Regions from separate parts of the Homo sapiens genome. Here region 2 is linked to region 1. Evidence: chromatin loops called from intact Hi-C (ENCODE). Cell type or tissue: IMR-90. All regions are shown on one strand.

Evidence for each region. Peaks named below come from ENCODE experiments on the same cell type or tissue, not always from the same donor. Only the 100,000 strongest peaks of a DNase experiment are listed, where the experiment ranks them.
Region 2: it touches region 1 in a loop (2.9-fold over the local background); 2 of 110 quality-filtered maps call a loop at or near these places.

The regions. Positions count from the first base shown.
Region 1 is chr1:219,563,838-219,571,837 of GRCh38, reverse strand. No RefSeq gene overlaps it. Among named protein-coding and RNA genes, the nearest start is that of LYPLAL1-AS1, 11 kb to the right of the region's middle. In IMR-90, a CTCF peak has its summit at 4,290 (motif pointing right); a DNase peak (open chromatin) is centred at 4,317.
Region 2 is chr1:219,085,475-219,093,474 of GRCh38, reverse strand. LYPLAL1-DT (LYPLAL1 divergent transcript) reads left to right here. Exons shown (of 5, transcript NR_038845.1): 4 at 6,815-6,980. Among named protein-coding and RNA genes, the nearest start is that of LYPLAL1-DT, 84 kb to the left of the region's middle. RefSeq lists an enhancer at 4,204-4,253. In IMR-90, no CTCF peak of the experiment used is centred here; DNase peaks (open chromatin) are centred at 1,104, 4,324 and 7,284.

The DNA.
Region 1 (8,000 bases):
GTACATAGTGCCTTTCCCTCCAAAGAGTACAGTCTAGAAAGGGTCAGGGAGTGGAGAATAACTTTACAGTGGAGGAAGCTGACAAACACTACCTCAGCCTGGTGTTCAAAGTCAGCATCAACAGTCATAAATCATGACGATAGTATGTACCCTTGGTACGATGTGATGAAAATGGCACTTTACCTCTGTGGTCTTCTTTTCTAAAACCCATAACTCGTTTAATTATGAGAAAAACATCAGACAAATCCCAATTGGGGCATGTTCTATTAAATCCTCAACCAGTACTCTCAAAACTTTCAAAGTCATCAAAAATAAGGAAAGCCTGAGAAACTGTCACAGCCAAGAGAAGCCTATGGAGACATGACAACTAAATGCAATGTGGCATCTTGGCTAGGCTGTGGAAAAGAAACAGACATTAGGGAAAGACAAATGAAGGAAATCTGATAAAGACTTTAGATAATAATAATGTATCAATATTGGCTCATTAATTATAAGAAATGTACCATACTAATGTAAGCTATTAATAATAGAGGAAATTGGATGTGGAATATATGAGAACTCTCTTTACTATCTTTAAAATTTTCCTGTAAATCTAAAACTATTCTTTAAAAAATGTCTGTTTAAAAAATAGAGCCAAGACCAAATTAGTTAGGAAGCCAGAAACCATTATTATATCTTGAATATGTCAGTTCCAGTTGGAAATAAGCCAGCTTTCTGAGAATGATCACACTGACAGCTATATTAATCTCCTGATACCAGCAATAGCAGAACTCCTTTTAAATTTAGAAATGAAGTAAATGGCCATTTTTCCCTCCACTACCTTTTTCTTTGGTCTTGATATTATAGCCTTAAGGCACTCTTTAATAGCACACTTATTTTCCAAAGAATGTGATAATTAATAATTCTGCATCTTATTTCTTCAACTTGCTACCAACTTCCATTTTTTCAATAACTTTTATTATTAATTTATTCTAAAATGGTTCTTCTTCTCTTGGTCATAAAATTAGAGAATTTTTCTATCTCAATGTTCTAAAAGGGCAGGTTGCTTCTAATGTGACCCATAATCTATACTTGTCTATAATTTTATTGTAGCACATTTGAAGTAAATAGTGCATCATTTCTCCATAGGTGAAGTTTGTTCCTTTAGAGAATAATAATACAGTGATATGAAATTTCCTATTTTTGCTAAAAAGTTCACATTTTCATTTGGAATAAAATTCACGAATTAAAAAAAACAGAATTTAATAAAAATTAATGGTTAGTTTGTTATGTTTTAGGTGCCGAACAAAGTCCCATCCAAAAAAAAAATTATTTGGCTTTGGTTCCTTGGCAAGTGGCTGTGACTCAATTGTTCTCCTTCGATCTCCTACCCTTACTACTGTACTTCGTTTTGGAGGGGGTGGAGGGGGAGAGTATTAACAACATTGGCTTCAGTCTGGCTGAGTCTTTTTTGGCCATCTGTTTTAACTACACCTGAGAAAGGCAACCTTAGGCTTGTTTGCCTTTTCCAGGATATGTAAATATTGAAAAATAAAAGTGATGGAATCTAAGTACGGAACCCTGTTTCTGTTCCACACCTGCACACTCATCAGCTGTGCAACTCTAGTCAAGACACTTCTTGAAACCTTGGTTTCTTTTTTCTTTTCTTTTTCTTTCCTTTCCTTTTCCTTTTTCCTTTCCTTTCCTTCCTTTGCTTTTCTTTTTTCTTTTTTTTTTTCTTTTTGAGACAGAGCCTTGCTCTGTCACCCAGGCTGAGTAGAGTGGCATGGTCTTGGCTCATTGCAGCATCCAGCTCCCAGGCTCAAGCAATCCTCCCACCTCAGCCTCCCAAGTAGCTGCTACAGGCATGCATCACCACACCCAGCTAACTTTTTGTATTTTTTGTAGAGATGGGGTTTTATCATGTTGCCCAGGCTGGTGTCAAACTCCTGGACTTAAGCCACAGGAGGCCACCCATTTTGGCCTCTCAAAGTGCTGGGGGTTACAGGTATGAGCCACCACACTTGGCTGAAACCTTGGTCTCTTAACCTGTAAATGCCAACTTTACTAACTGTTTTACTTGCCCAACTTCCATGTTTGGTTGGGAGGAACAAATAAGATAAAAGATGTAAAATTGTATAGAACTATAAAGCACAAAATAAAGGTAAATAATTATAATTAGAAATATTTTCAGTTATTAACACATTACTTTGTCTTGCAGTTTTTAAAATGATAGCTTTTGGAGAATTTTTAGAATTATTATTTCTAACTGGTTTACAACATTTATATCTGTTGTGCCCAGGCTTTTATTATATCTTTTCTTACACTTCTGGCCCCTCTCAGACTGCCAGCCTCTCAGAAGTTATCTTTATCTTTATTTCCCCAAATTTCTCCTATCAGTTCCTTCCATTCTGCTGGCAGGCTAAGAAAATCTGTTTCTGGGTTTAGACACTGATGTTACCTTTCTGCAGTTCAGCTTCATTAGTTATTGTGGGGTCAACAAGTGGATTTTCTTCAATGGATTTCCAGGCACATCATGCACTCTGGGCTGATTGTGGGGTTCATGCTGACTGTGAGCCCAGTTTTCCACCACCTCACGGGGCCATGGCCTGGACCTGTGAATGTGGAGGCAGTGCTGGCCCAAGGAGGCCTTTTTGATGACCGTGAGTGAACAAAATCTAGACAAACTCTTGATCAGGTCCTCTCCTTTTTTGTCAGGCTTGAATTGGCTTGATCAGCAAGAACATACTGTAAAAACATGACGGAATTAAGGTAAAGGGAACTGCCCATTTTCCTACTTCTCCCTGGTTGTGTCACTGTGTGTACAGCCTGTAAGGTTGATCAGGCAGGGGTGACTCAGGCGTCTGGGCTCTGCCCTTGTGGAGACAACATGGCTTGTCAGTCCTGCTCAGCATCATTAGGAAGAGGGCTGACCTCCGGGAACTTTGCTGTGAAATTTCCTATCAGTGTCACTTGGTAAGAATTCACAGAACAGTAATTCTCAGAAGAAGACCTGTCAATAACTGTCCATCAAAGTGAGACTCATGCGTGGCAGCCAAGCTTCATAGACAAAGGTGGATCAGGAAGTCATTGTTACCATAAGGAAGGAAAAAAGGAAAGGCAAATTAACATTTTCTGAATGTGTGATGTGTGCCAAACACTTACGTAGGTCCTCCCAGCCTGTTATTTGTTTGGGTTATATTCAGCATCTCAGCACTCAATTATACCTTGTCTTGTTTGGTTCTTTGATTTATCTCATGGGGTGAGGAAGACAGGGACTTTTTTTTTTTTTTTTTTTTTAAGCTGCAACTCTTTTGTTTTCCTTGTAGGACTCTGTAGGGACAAGGCACATGAACCTGCGGTAGGAATTTAGCAAACCCCGAGGACAAGGTGAAGGAAACGTGACTATTGCTTAGGCAAAGTGCAGGACTTGGAACATATAGAGCATGTTTATGTTACTATCCAGGCAGGAGGACCTCAAAGAGTTGTTGCTTCCTTTTGTGAAGCTGTCAATGGTAGTAGAAATCTCTGGAGCATTCAGGAAAGGCTTCTACAGGGAAGACTTTTAAAATCTTAGCTTCTTTAACTATCTTTGCCATGTTTGGGATAGAAATGATAACTCTTTTTCATTGTGTTCTTTTGAAGCTCCTATTCTGGAGAATGAGAAACTAGGAGTTTTATTTCCTATCCCTCCATGGTGTGGTGACCCATGTCTGGTCAATTTTTAGTTTCCAAAATCTTTCCATTTTGACACAGTTAGAGGGCACCAATGCAGCTATTTTTAGATTTTCTCAAGGTGGGGAGTCTCAGTGACATGCATGCATACCTGTGTGCTATTTGTGTTACATGTATGTTTAATTTATTTCTCTGGAAAACTCTGCACAGGCCCAACTAGGTACCATAAATCTATTCCAAAATGTCATAGTTTGGGTTAAGTTCAGGGCTATTAGACTCTAAGGACTGTGCTAGATCAATTAGACTGTCTATTCATTCCTTCTGTACCAACCCAACCAGAAGTGCATTGTGATTTTAAAATGTACTCTGTTTTTCAATATTCTCCTGGTTTCCTGGCTACATCGTTGGTGCTCTGGGGAGCAATAGTGAGCAGTAATGACTAGCATTAACCTTCTGGGCAGTAACTAACTGGGAAGAACCTGGGGAATTCTGTGAAGGCTCATTTCAAGCAGGATGAGACCCAAAGATACCTGGAAAAGAACTTTTAGAAACATTTCAGAATTGAATTGCAAAGCTCAATATTAACCAAGCCAAAATCCACTTGAACTTGGAAACTGTCAAAGCATGCAATAGCCAAAAGGTGGCACTCCTTATCCACTGTTCATTTTGTTCCAAAGTAAGGTCATCTCCACGTGTTTTTCTGTTCCTTCTATTAGTTGTTTCATAATAAAATATTATACCCTCATCCTCTCCTGGTAAAACATAGCAATAAAACAGACCTCATTATCTGGATCGATATGTGTTTTGATATATACCAGTTCTTATCCCTCCGGATGGACAATGTATAAGATAAATTGTATTTTCAGTAGAGTTTGGCTTATAGTTCTGTGTGCATCTATAGACTATGCCATATAACCAAACACCTTTACTGTAAAATCATCTCTGACCAGATCCAAGGTTTTAATTTGTCTCTAGAGTTTGCCTCTCTCAATTTCATAAACTGTGAAAACACAGCTGGAGCAATTTACAGACTGTGGAAAAACTCTTGAGTATTTTTGCTGAGGTACTAATTCAAGGATCATGCTTTGTTATTTCCTGTTTCATTGTTGTTTGTAAAACTAGTTAATGGGCAATGGGCTGTTTCAAATTTGTCTAGTCCCTCAATACTGTTGCATGCACCTCCTGTCGGGGCATAGCATGAATTGGGTGCAAGCGTGACAGCAAAATGGCATTGATTTGAGCAGACACACATCACTGAGAATGAAATCATAGCAAACATTTGGAAAGAGCTAGGCTTGTACTCTTTGAGCTACATGAATGTGGTCCCTGAGGCTTTTAAAAAATCAAATCCTACTCTGTTATAATTTCCCACCAACCCAGAATATTTTTGAGATATACCTTCAGGATCAGCACTATCAAGTAAGGGAAAGTCTTTACTGTCTCCTGGCTATTGGTCCTTAGAAACAAAGACATAAAACATGATGGAGAGAAAATGCCAGCACTGAGTAAAGATATAAAGCAGGACGATTAGCTTCACTGACGCCCCACTAACCTACAATCTGGAAATCTAGAAACCTCAGTCATTTAGAAAACAAACATAACATCATACATAAGTTAAAAGAGTTTCTGAGCAGCATAGAAAATTGTTATAAAGTGCAAGCACCTTTCTCCACAGGAATAAAGCTTCTAGGCATTTTGTAACTTTAATGCCTGATATAATACAAGATAAGGGCTCAATAAATATTTGTGGAATGAATGGATGATGAATGGAGAGAAGCAGAACCTGAGAGAAACAAGCTTACTGAGGCTGATGTTAGGAAGGGACCATCTAGTGTAGGGAAAAATTGCTTTACACTCCTCAGTGCTGTCTCTGAAGGCATCATCACTACAGCACAATTAAATGATTGAGGCTTTCCCTGTAAACTTGATATACTGCTAAAACATGAAATTATATTTAGAGTGCCCTGGTCCTTGAAATGTATGTAATAAAATGATTAAGATTAAAAACAACTCATGCTGTTAAAAGAACATGTTTGAATTGCTTACTTTGAACATCCACTGCTTGCCAAGAACTGAACTTGATTCTAGCATAGAATGGTAAACAAGTTATCTGAAGTGTTGCCTTAGATTGCATATTTTATATCTTTATGATACTAAATAAGACATTAGTACATTTTATTATATACATATGAAGAACAAAGGCACTTGAACACAACAGATCTAAAATACTTACAGCTCTAGTTCAAGTCCTCGGTAAAGTAGTGATCAGTGGAAAACATTCAGTACTACAGCAAGATTGATTTATCAAATGGATTTTCCTGTATTGACAAACTGTGATGCAACTTTCTTAGTGGATGACAGATTAGATGAAGAAATCAGGTAAAGTGCTGAGAAGCTACAGTTTTCATCTCTTACCAGAACAGAATTGCATTATGAAAATTATCTTATTTGTCAGGTAGCTCACCCAATATTCTGGCTTCTAGTACTCTCTAGGTTGGGTTGGAAAAGCTCATGTTTGATGTGTGAAGGGTCACTGTTTGGAGTAGAGAAGTGAGATGAATTTAGTCCCCTTACCCAAAATGTTTTTTCACCATGCTTTGGGAAACGTCTCTGGGAAGGTTCGGCTGGTGTAGGTTTGAACTCAAGTTTAGTAATTTGTTTTACCTCTCTAAACACTTTAAAGCGTTTTTTTACCTCTTGCATAGAAATGAGACCTCGACCATTGTTCCTATTTAATTCTTCAACATGCTCAACCATCAATTCCCAGTCACCTTAGTGAGAGTCTTACCGTAGTGTTCTTTATTATTTCCTTTGTATTTCAAGGATAAAGTCACTTAAAGAGTTTGCATATTCAACTTCAGCCCGCACAAAATCACAGAGCAGGACTGGGACACTGGGACTTCCACTGCTGGTGCCCAACTCTTCCACCACTCTGCAGAGCCTATACATTTGCAAACTCTAATTTCACATTGCTCTAAACTAGAAAATGCTCTATAATGCATTGGACTGGCATTTTAAATGTAGATTGTTTTCATCTTTATAGGCTGATAAGTTTTCAGAACACTCTTTAAGTGGAAAAGTCTGGGTCTCTCCAACATCAACTCATTCTACTATTACAGAAACTGAAGAAGCAGTTGCTTATCTAAGTTTTTCACTTTCCAATAAGTTTTCGTAGTGATTGTAAGATCTAGCCTAATCTCAGGACAACTCTGATAGGCAAAGGATTAGTGTTATCCTGCATGGCAGCTCTGGTTCACTCCTCATTTCTAGCCGTTCCAACTCAGTGAGATTCAAGAAAGAAATGCCCCTATTCATGCCACCAAACTAAACTCATGAGTATTACTTATTTTCTCCTACAAAGATTTTTTTTCCCTTTCCATTGACAACCCTAGATTCAGGCAAACACAAAGGTCACTGTGACTTCTATTTTGAACTTATATACTGCCCCAAAAGATTAATGAAGTGCCAAAGCCAAGCCAAGTGAATCCTAAGCCAAACATAGTTAACAAAGCAAGTCTGCTTCCAAGAAAATTTACGTATCGATTTGAAAAACTAAAGAGAAAATTATTTCTGGATAACCTATTGTATTAGTGGGATTTTATTGGTAGGCACAATTGAGAGTCAACTATATGTATTTTTCTGAGCCACTCATCTGTCCACACTGTCCAGATTGTTTTTAAAACTATGGAAATTTCCATCCAGGGTGCACTTTCCCTGTTTGCTTCCATCAACATTTCTCTGCTCAAATAGTTCCTTTTGTGGTTCAATTTTTCCATCTTTTTAATATAGTGGGTTGATCCCAGCTGTAATTGTGCATGGTTATATACTGACAACCCACATAAACAAACATCAACAAACACAGTCCTTTGATAGGGTGATGTCATCACAATGAGAGTTTCAAAAGCAAATACAAGTGGGCAACTTGGACACCTGTGTCAGCTCTTCTTAGTCCTCCCTCCCCTTGCCCTTGATGATGAAAGAATTATCTTTACTGAAGCTGGAATTCTGTGTTGACACCAGCTCCCCTAGCACCGACCCTGGAAGATCAATTTCACGTCAAATTGTTTAGATTGATACTGAGACCACCTGGGCATCAGCTGTCAGGAAACTCAGGGCTTTGCTTAAACAGCAGGCAGCTATCAAAATAGGAGAATGAAAGAGAGAGAGAGAGAGAAGAGAGAGACTATCAGACCCAATACTGGCACACATTAGAGAGCTACAGAACTCTCTCAGGTCTGGTAATGTTGCTGCTACCATTTGTCAGGTGTACAATCAACCTGAGAATAGGGATAATGGGATCTTTGTAGGATCCTGAATCAACATTCTAAACAATTCAACCACTGTTC
Region 2 (8,000 bases), 480 kb after region 1:
GCCTATAGACGTCTAGTTTTCCTAGCACAATTTATTTAAGAGATTGTCTTTCTCCACTGTATGTTCTTGGCGCCTTTGTCAAAAATAAATTCAACATAGCTGTATGGATTTGTTTCTGATTTATCTATTCTGTTTCTTTGGTCTATGTGTCTGTTTTTATGCCAGTACCATGCTGTTTTGGTTACTATAGCTCTATAGAATAATTCAAAATCAGAGAATGTGCTTCCTCTCATTTTGTTCTTTTTGCTCAGAATGACTTTGGCTATTCTGGGTCTTTTGTGATTTCACATGAATTTTGGAATGATTTTTTTCTATTAATGTGAAGATTGTATTGGTATTTTAATAATGATTGCACTGAATCTGTAGATTACTTTGAATAGTGCAGACATTTTAACAATATTGATTCTTCCAATCCATGAGCATAGAGTATCTTTTCATTTTTTTCTGGTCTCCTCAATGTCTTGCATCAATGTTTTATAGAGTGCATTGTAGATATCTTTAAATTCTTTAGTTAAATTCATTTCTAGGTATGTTATTTTATTTGTAGCTATTGTAACTGGGATTACTTTCTTGATTTCTTTTTCAGATTGTTCACTGATGTAATATGTAAATACTATTGATTTTTATATGTTGATTTTGTATCCCTCAACTTTGCTGAATTTGTTTATTGGTTCTAATAGATTTTTGTTAAGGTCTTTAGGTATTTTTCAGATATAAGACCATATCATCTGCAAACAAAGATGACTTACTTCTTTTCAATTTGGATGTTCTTTATATCTTTTTCTTGTCTGATTGCTCTAACTAGAACTTCCAGTACTATGTTGAATAATAGTGGTGAAAGTGGATGTTTCGGTTTGTTCCAGATCTTAGAGAAAAAGTTTTCAGTTTTTCTGTATTCAGTGTGATGCTAGCTGTGTGTCTGTCATATATGGTTTTTATTGTGTTGAGATATATACTTCTATACCACATTTTTAGGGCTTTTATTATGAAAGGAGGTTGAATTTTATCTAATGCTTTTTACCTTCGGTTGAAATGATTGCATGTTTTTGTCCTTCATTCTTTTGAAATGATATATCACATTGATTTATTTGCATTTGCTGAATCATTCTTGCATCCCTGGCATAAATCCCTCTTGGTCATGATGAATTATCTTTTAAATGTGTTGTTGAATTTGGTTTGTGAGTATTTTGTTGAGGATTTTTGCATCAGTATTCATGTGGAACATTGGCCTGTAGTTTTCTTATTTTGATGTCTCTGTCTGATTTTGGTATCAGGGTAATACTGGCCTCACAGAATGAGTAAGGAAGTATTTGCTTCTTTATTTTTTTGGAATTGTTTGAATAGGATTAGATTAATATTAGTTCTTTAAATTTTGGGTGAAATTTAGCAGTTGAAGGCTTTGGGTCTCTGATTTTTCTTTACTGGGATACTTTTTAATATGGTGTTGAACTCATTACTTGTTATTGGTCTATTTAGATTTTGGAAATCTTCATGATTCGGTCTTGGTAGGTTGTATGTGTCTAGGATTCAATCTATTTCTTCTAGGTTTTCCAATTTACTGGCATGTAGTTGCTCATAGTAGTCTCTAATGATTCTCTGAACTGCAGTATCAGTTGTAATACCTCCTTTTTATCTCTCATTTTATTTATTTGGGTCTTCTATCTTTATGTCTTTGGCTAAATGTTTATCAATTTTATTTTTTTAAAATAAGCCACCTTTTTGTTTAATTGATATTTTGTATTGTTTGTTTTGTTTCAATTTCATTTATTTCTGCTTTGATCTTTATTATTTCTTTTCTCCTACTAATATTGGCTTTGGTTTGCTCTTTGTTTTCTAGTTCTTTAAGATGCATCATTAGGTTGTTAATTTGAGGATTATCTGCTTTTTTGATGTGGAGTGCTTATTGCTATAAGCTTTCTTCTTAGTATTGCTTTTGCTGCATTCCATAGGTTTTGATATATTGTGTTTCCATTTTTGTTTGTTTCAAGGAATTTTTAAATTTTATTCTTAATTTCTTCATTGACCCACTGGTCACTCTAGAGCATATTGTTTATTTTCCATGTGTTTGTATAGTTTCTGATATTTTTCTAATTATTTATTTCTAGTTTTATTCCATTGAGAATAAAACTGGAAAGATGAGACACTTGATATTTTTTCAATTTTTTAATTTTTTAAGACTTGTTTTTTGTTCTAACATGTGATCTATCCTTAAGAATGAGCCATGCCTTGAGGAGAAGAACGTGTATTCTGCAGCTCTTAAATGAAAGATTGTGTAAATATATATTAGGTCCATTTGGTATATAATGTAGATTAAGTCCAATGTTGTTGTTGGTGGTGGTTTTCTGTGTAGTGGTTCTGTCCAATGCTGAAAGTGGGGTGTTGAAGTCTCCAGCTAATATTGTATTAGGGTCTATCTCTCTCTTTAGCTCTAATAATATTTACTTAATATGTTTGAGTGTTCCAGTGTTGAATGTATATATATTTACAAGTGTTACACCCTCTTGCTAAGTTGACTTCTTTATCATTATATAATGACCTTCTTTGTCTCTGTTTATAGTTTTTGTTTTGAAATCTATTTTGTCTGATGTAAATATAGCTACTTCTGCTTTTTTTGTTTCCATTTTCATGCAATATTTTTCAGTTCCTATATTTTAAGTCTAAGTTAGTCTTTATAAGTGAAGCGTGTTTCTTATAGTTACCAGATTGTTAGAGCTTGTTTTTTTATTATTGTTATTGTTCAGGCTCTCTATGTCTTGTGATTGGAGAGTTTAGTCCATTTACATTCAATGTTATTATTAGTAAGTAAGGACTTACTACTGCCATTTTGTTATTTGTTTTCTGGGTGTTTTATGTGTGCTCTTCTCTTTCTTCCTTCCTTCTTCCCTGTATTCCTTTTTGGGAAGTTAATTTTTTTTGGTGGGTTGTTTTAATTTACTGATTTTCAGTTTTTTGTGTATCTGTTGTAGGTTTTATGATTTGAGGTGACCATGAGGTTTGGAAATAACATCTTAGAACTCATTATTTTAAACTGATCACAACTTAGCACTGGATACAAAACAATCCAAACTCACAACAACGAAAGAGAAAACTAATAAAAGCTCTACACTTTAACTTAATCCCCCTGCTTTCTAACTTTTTGTTGCTTCCATCTACGTTTTATTATACTATGTCTTAAAAGTTGTAGTTATTATTTTTGATAGGTTTATCTTTTAGTCTTCGTATTCAAGATATCAATAGTTCACGTACCACAATTACAGTGTTATAATATTGTGTGTTTGTTTGTGTACTTACTATTACCAGTGAGTTTTGTACCTTCAGATGACTTCCTATTGCTCATTAGTGTCCTTTCATTTTAGATTGAACAGCTCCCTTTAGCATTTCTTGTAGGGCAGTTCTGGTGTTGATGAAATCCCTCAGCTTTTGTTTGTCTGGGAAAGCCTATTTCTTCTTCATGTTTAATGGGTATTTTCACTGGGTGTACTCTTCTAGGATAAAAGTCTTTTTTCCTTCAGCACTTTAAATATGTAATGCCACTCTCTCCTAGATTGTAAGGTATGTTATTTGTGTCTTTTCTCTTGCTGCTTTTAGAATCCTTTCTTTATCCTTGACCTTTGGAAGTTTGATTATTAAATGTCTTGAGGTAGTTTTATTTGGATGAAATCTACTTGATGTTCTACAACCCATCTATACTTGAATTTTGATATATTTCTCTAGGTTTGAAAAGTTATCTGTTATTATCTCTTTGAATAAAATTTATACCTTGATCTCTGTACCTCCTCTTTAAGGCCAGTAAATCTTAATTTGCCCTTTTGAGATATTTTCTAGAACTTATAGGCAAGCTTCATTCTTTTCTATTCTTTTGTTTCTTTTGACTGTGTATTTTCAAATAGCCTGATTCTTTCTTCTGCTTGATCAGTTCTGCTGTTGGGAGACTCTGATGCATTCTTCTGTATGTCAATTCAATTTTTCAGCTCAGAATTTCTACATGTTTCAAAAATTATTTCAGTATCTTCGTTAAATTTATCTGATAGGATTCTGAATTCCTTCTCTGTGTTATCTTAAATTTCATTGAGCTTCCTCAAAATTTCTATTTTGAATTTTCTGTCACTCTTGGATTGATCAGTGGTGACTTTTTCAGTTTGTTTAGTGAGGTCATGATTTCCTGAATGGTCCTGATGCTTTTGGATGTTTGTGAGTGTCTGGGCATTGAATAGTTAGATATTTATTGTAATATTTGCAGTCTGCACTTGCTTGTACTCCTCTTGTGGAGGGGTGATGCAAGCTCCACTGTGACTACCACACTGAGACTGTGCTGAGTCACACCCAAAGATAGCACAGCACTGGGTCTTGCTCAAGACCCATGGTGACCACTGCCTAGTTACTGCCAGCGGAAGGAAGGAGTCTCCCCCAGGTTACTGAGCTGCACTGCCTGGGTTGGGGGAGGGGTGATGCAAGCACTCCCTTGTCCACCTGGCTGGTGTCTCATTAGGTCAACCCAAGTCTACTGCCTTCTAGCCCAGCACGCACCAAGACTTGCCCAGGAATTGCAGTCCTTGTCGCCTAGACTGCCTTTGAGGTTTATGTAGTATCCCAGAGTGCTTTGGCCCATGGTAGTGGGGCTAGCCAGAACTCTAGTTCCAACCACTGGGAAGGGCAATTCCTCTCTTGCTGGGACGGATATAAGGACTCCCTCCATGGGCACTGGCTGAGTTCTGCCTTATCTTGTTTTCTACTGTGGCTGGGCTGCACTGAGTTCCAATGCAAAGTCCCACATCACTGCACTCTCTCCCCCACAAGAACACAGATCCTCTCCGCAGCATCAGCAATTCAAGACTATCTTTCCTAACCTCTTCAATGCCTCTTTCTTTGATATGATGTTAGAACCTGGTACTGTGATCACTCACTTGATTTTTGGTTCTCATAAAAGTGCTTTCTTGTGTGGATAGTTGTTCGATTTAGTGTTCCTGTAGGGGGACTATTGTTGGAGAGTTCTATTAGGCCAACCTGCTCTGTGTCTTCCCCTATAGTTTCTTTTTGACTCAGTTACATTCAAATTTATTTTTTACACTTTATAGAAATATTAGGGAGGTTAAAATTTATCCTTTATTTACTGAGCTCTAATTTAACAGAATTGAAATTGTGGTCAGAGAATGTATTATGTTTGACACTAAGTCTTTGAAATTTATTGAGATTTGCTTTAAAGCCTAGTGATATGCTTAATATCCCATTCTATTCCTATGTGGAGGAATCATAAGGTGAGAGACAGACCCTCTCTTTCAATATGTAGCACAAGGGTTCTTATTTATCCTCTGGACAATAGCATACAGATACATGTCTCAAGTTTATCTAGTAAGATTCTCTTGCCTGTAGCTTTGAATAATGAGGGTTAGAGATTTTTCCCAGCCAATGTGGAAGGTTTGAGAGACTACTGGTGTGGCAGCAAGAATCCAGTAGCAGCAGTATCAATTCCTATGTCCTAAGCAGACTTCAGGCTCATAACCTGCTTTCCTTATTTTTCTGCCAGAGTCTAATTCTCAACTGTTGATTAATTCTCTAAGTTATTGATATCTTGCCAATACATTCCTTTTCTGATTAATGTAACCAAAGTCAGTTTCTGTTGCTTAGAACTCAGAATTCTGACAACTGTGAAACACAATGCTTCTGAGGGAATTACAGCATATTACTTTTTGCTTTATTTTATTTAATCTTCTGTTTCTCTCCTCAGGAAGTGTTATTTATTATCCTCATTTAACAGATAGGAAAACTGGGGATTCAATATTTGAAGCACTTTATTCAATACCACACAGCCTGTAAAGTGTGAAACCAGAATTCAAGCCAGCTCTGCCTGATTCTTGAACTGCTACTCTTTAAGCCTTCCAGATATTCAATGGGTGATTTTAAACCTTTCTTTCTGACCCTAATATTCTATGAACTGAAGAATAAATACAGATTGCCAAGTATAAATCAGGAATAGCTTAGGTACTGAGAGGTCAAACTCTAGAAGCCACAAATATTCATATATTCTTAAGTTTTAATTGAGAAAAGTACTTCTCCTAGGCTTTTTACTTCATATACTCTGTGAGATGAATTTTTAGAAACTGACCTTCTCTTATTCACTGCCCCAACTCTGCAAATTTGCCACACGTGCCTTGGCAACATGAACCACCATAACACAGAGGGGCTGGTGACTTAACATACTTTGTCATCCCCCTGGCATAACAGAGGGGTTCTTTTAGGTCATGGGCCACTTTTCTTCTTGTAGGTTTATTGAAAGTTTGTGTGTTCATGCTCATTAAGTAACTTCTAGCAACCTTGGCTAAATAAGTTGGTAAAAGGCTGAACTCATAGTCAGTATTGCTTCATAATACACACATGCAGAGCTCATAATATATGTGACAGTTGATTCACTTAAATCACCTAATTAACTTTTTGCAGTCTTGTATAAATATAATAAAGTAGCTATAGAAATGAAAGATGTTTTCAAGTTAAATTTAACTCCACTGAACTCATAGAATCAGAGTTAACTTATATTTCATTTTAGGTGATTTTAGAGAAAGTTGTTTTAAAGGCAAAACATTCTTAAAAGACTGAATTTGTTTCTACCCCCATTTTTCTTAATTACTTTCATGAAAAACCTATTGATTTTATAATCTATTAATTTGCAGTAGAGAAACTGTGCTCTTTTGTTGATGTAGAACTAATAACGTACATAAATGTTTATAACTTTTAACCTCATCTTAAATATTTTTTGTTTTAAATCACACATAGCTGGCATTTTAAGGTATTTCTTGTTTTTTTTTTTCCCCACTTGCAGAATGCTTTGATGTCTTAAATGGTACATCCAAACTTAAGTGAAATAGAGCTGTGAGGACATTTTGGGGAGAAGTGACCTAGATAAGCACTGACTGTTGCATTCATCTCTCTTCTTGCTGATTGTGATGATTTCCTGTGCCATAGCCATTCAAAGTCTGCCAAAAAAGGTAAGTAATTAGGGTCTCACAAATAGTATCCAGGTACAAAAATGAAATTAAACTATCTCTGGGAACAGGAGTTTGCTTTTTGAGAGGAGCAAAATAAAACAGAGTTAAGGAAGAAGTGTTAATTTTAGCTGTCACATACCAGTTGAACAATTCTGATAGTGATACTGTTGTTTTCCAGGTGAGTAAAAGAGTCATGGAAATTAGCATACAACATAAAAATCTGTAGAAATCAAGGGAGATGTGTTACAAGAGTGGCCTAAGGAAATCCATCTGGGGATGAACAACAGGAATTCCTCATTTGGACTGCTTCTGTTATTACTCACTCAGAGACTAGAGGAAATTGTTAGATTGTCTGTGGTGTCCTTTATCTATCCTAAAATGTAGAAAGTGAAGTAGGGAAGGATGAGGAGTTGATATGCAGAAGAGGAAGCTGAAATAACCTTCCCTCAATTATTTTTCTTAAAATTGGCCTCTGAAGGGAACCCGAATGTTTAGGCATTATTTCACTCTGTCTTACACTCTATTTGTGACAGATAAATGAAATGGTAGACTGTCCATTCTTTGGCTAATGTCAGCAGCCAAATTAATCAAACTGTGGGAAGTTGCTGATATATTTATATGAAAATAACTTTAAAAAAGGCCCAATTGTACACCTGGTTTGTTTCATGGTTCAGGCTGAATATATTTATCTGATATATCATGTGATAATATTAGTAACGAAAGCCCCTAAATTAGCAAGTGGTTTGCCTACATCTCCAAGTCCTTTTTCTTTCCATCCTATGCCACTGATATTCCACCTGAATTGGGGAAATTAATTATCAAAAAGTGCCTATTTGTTTCCATCTTCTTTCTTATTCAAATACTATTTATTTTAAATTACTGTTTACTAATTAATGCTAAATAAATGTAATGCACTGTTAGCTAACCAGAGATTTATAAATAACTTTATTTCTTCATTTTCTCCCTGGGTTTTCTGCTATTTATTATTATTTAAGTTTTAGTGCTTTGAGAGTACAGCCG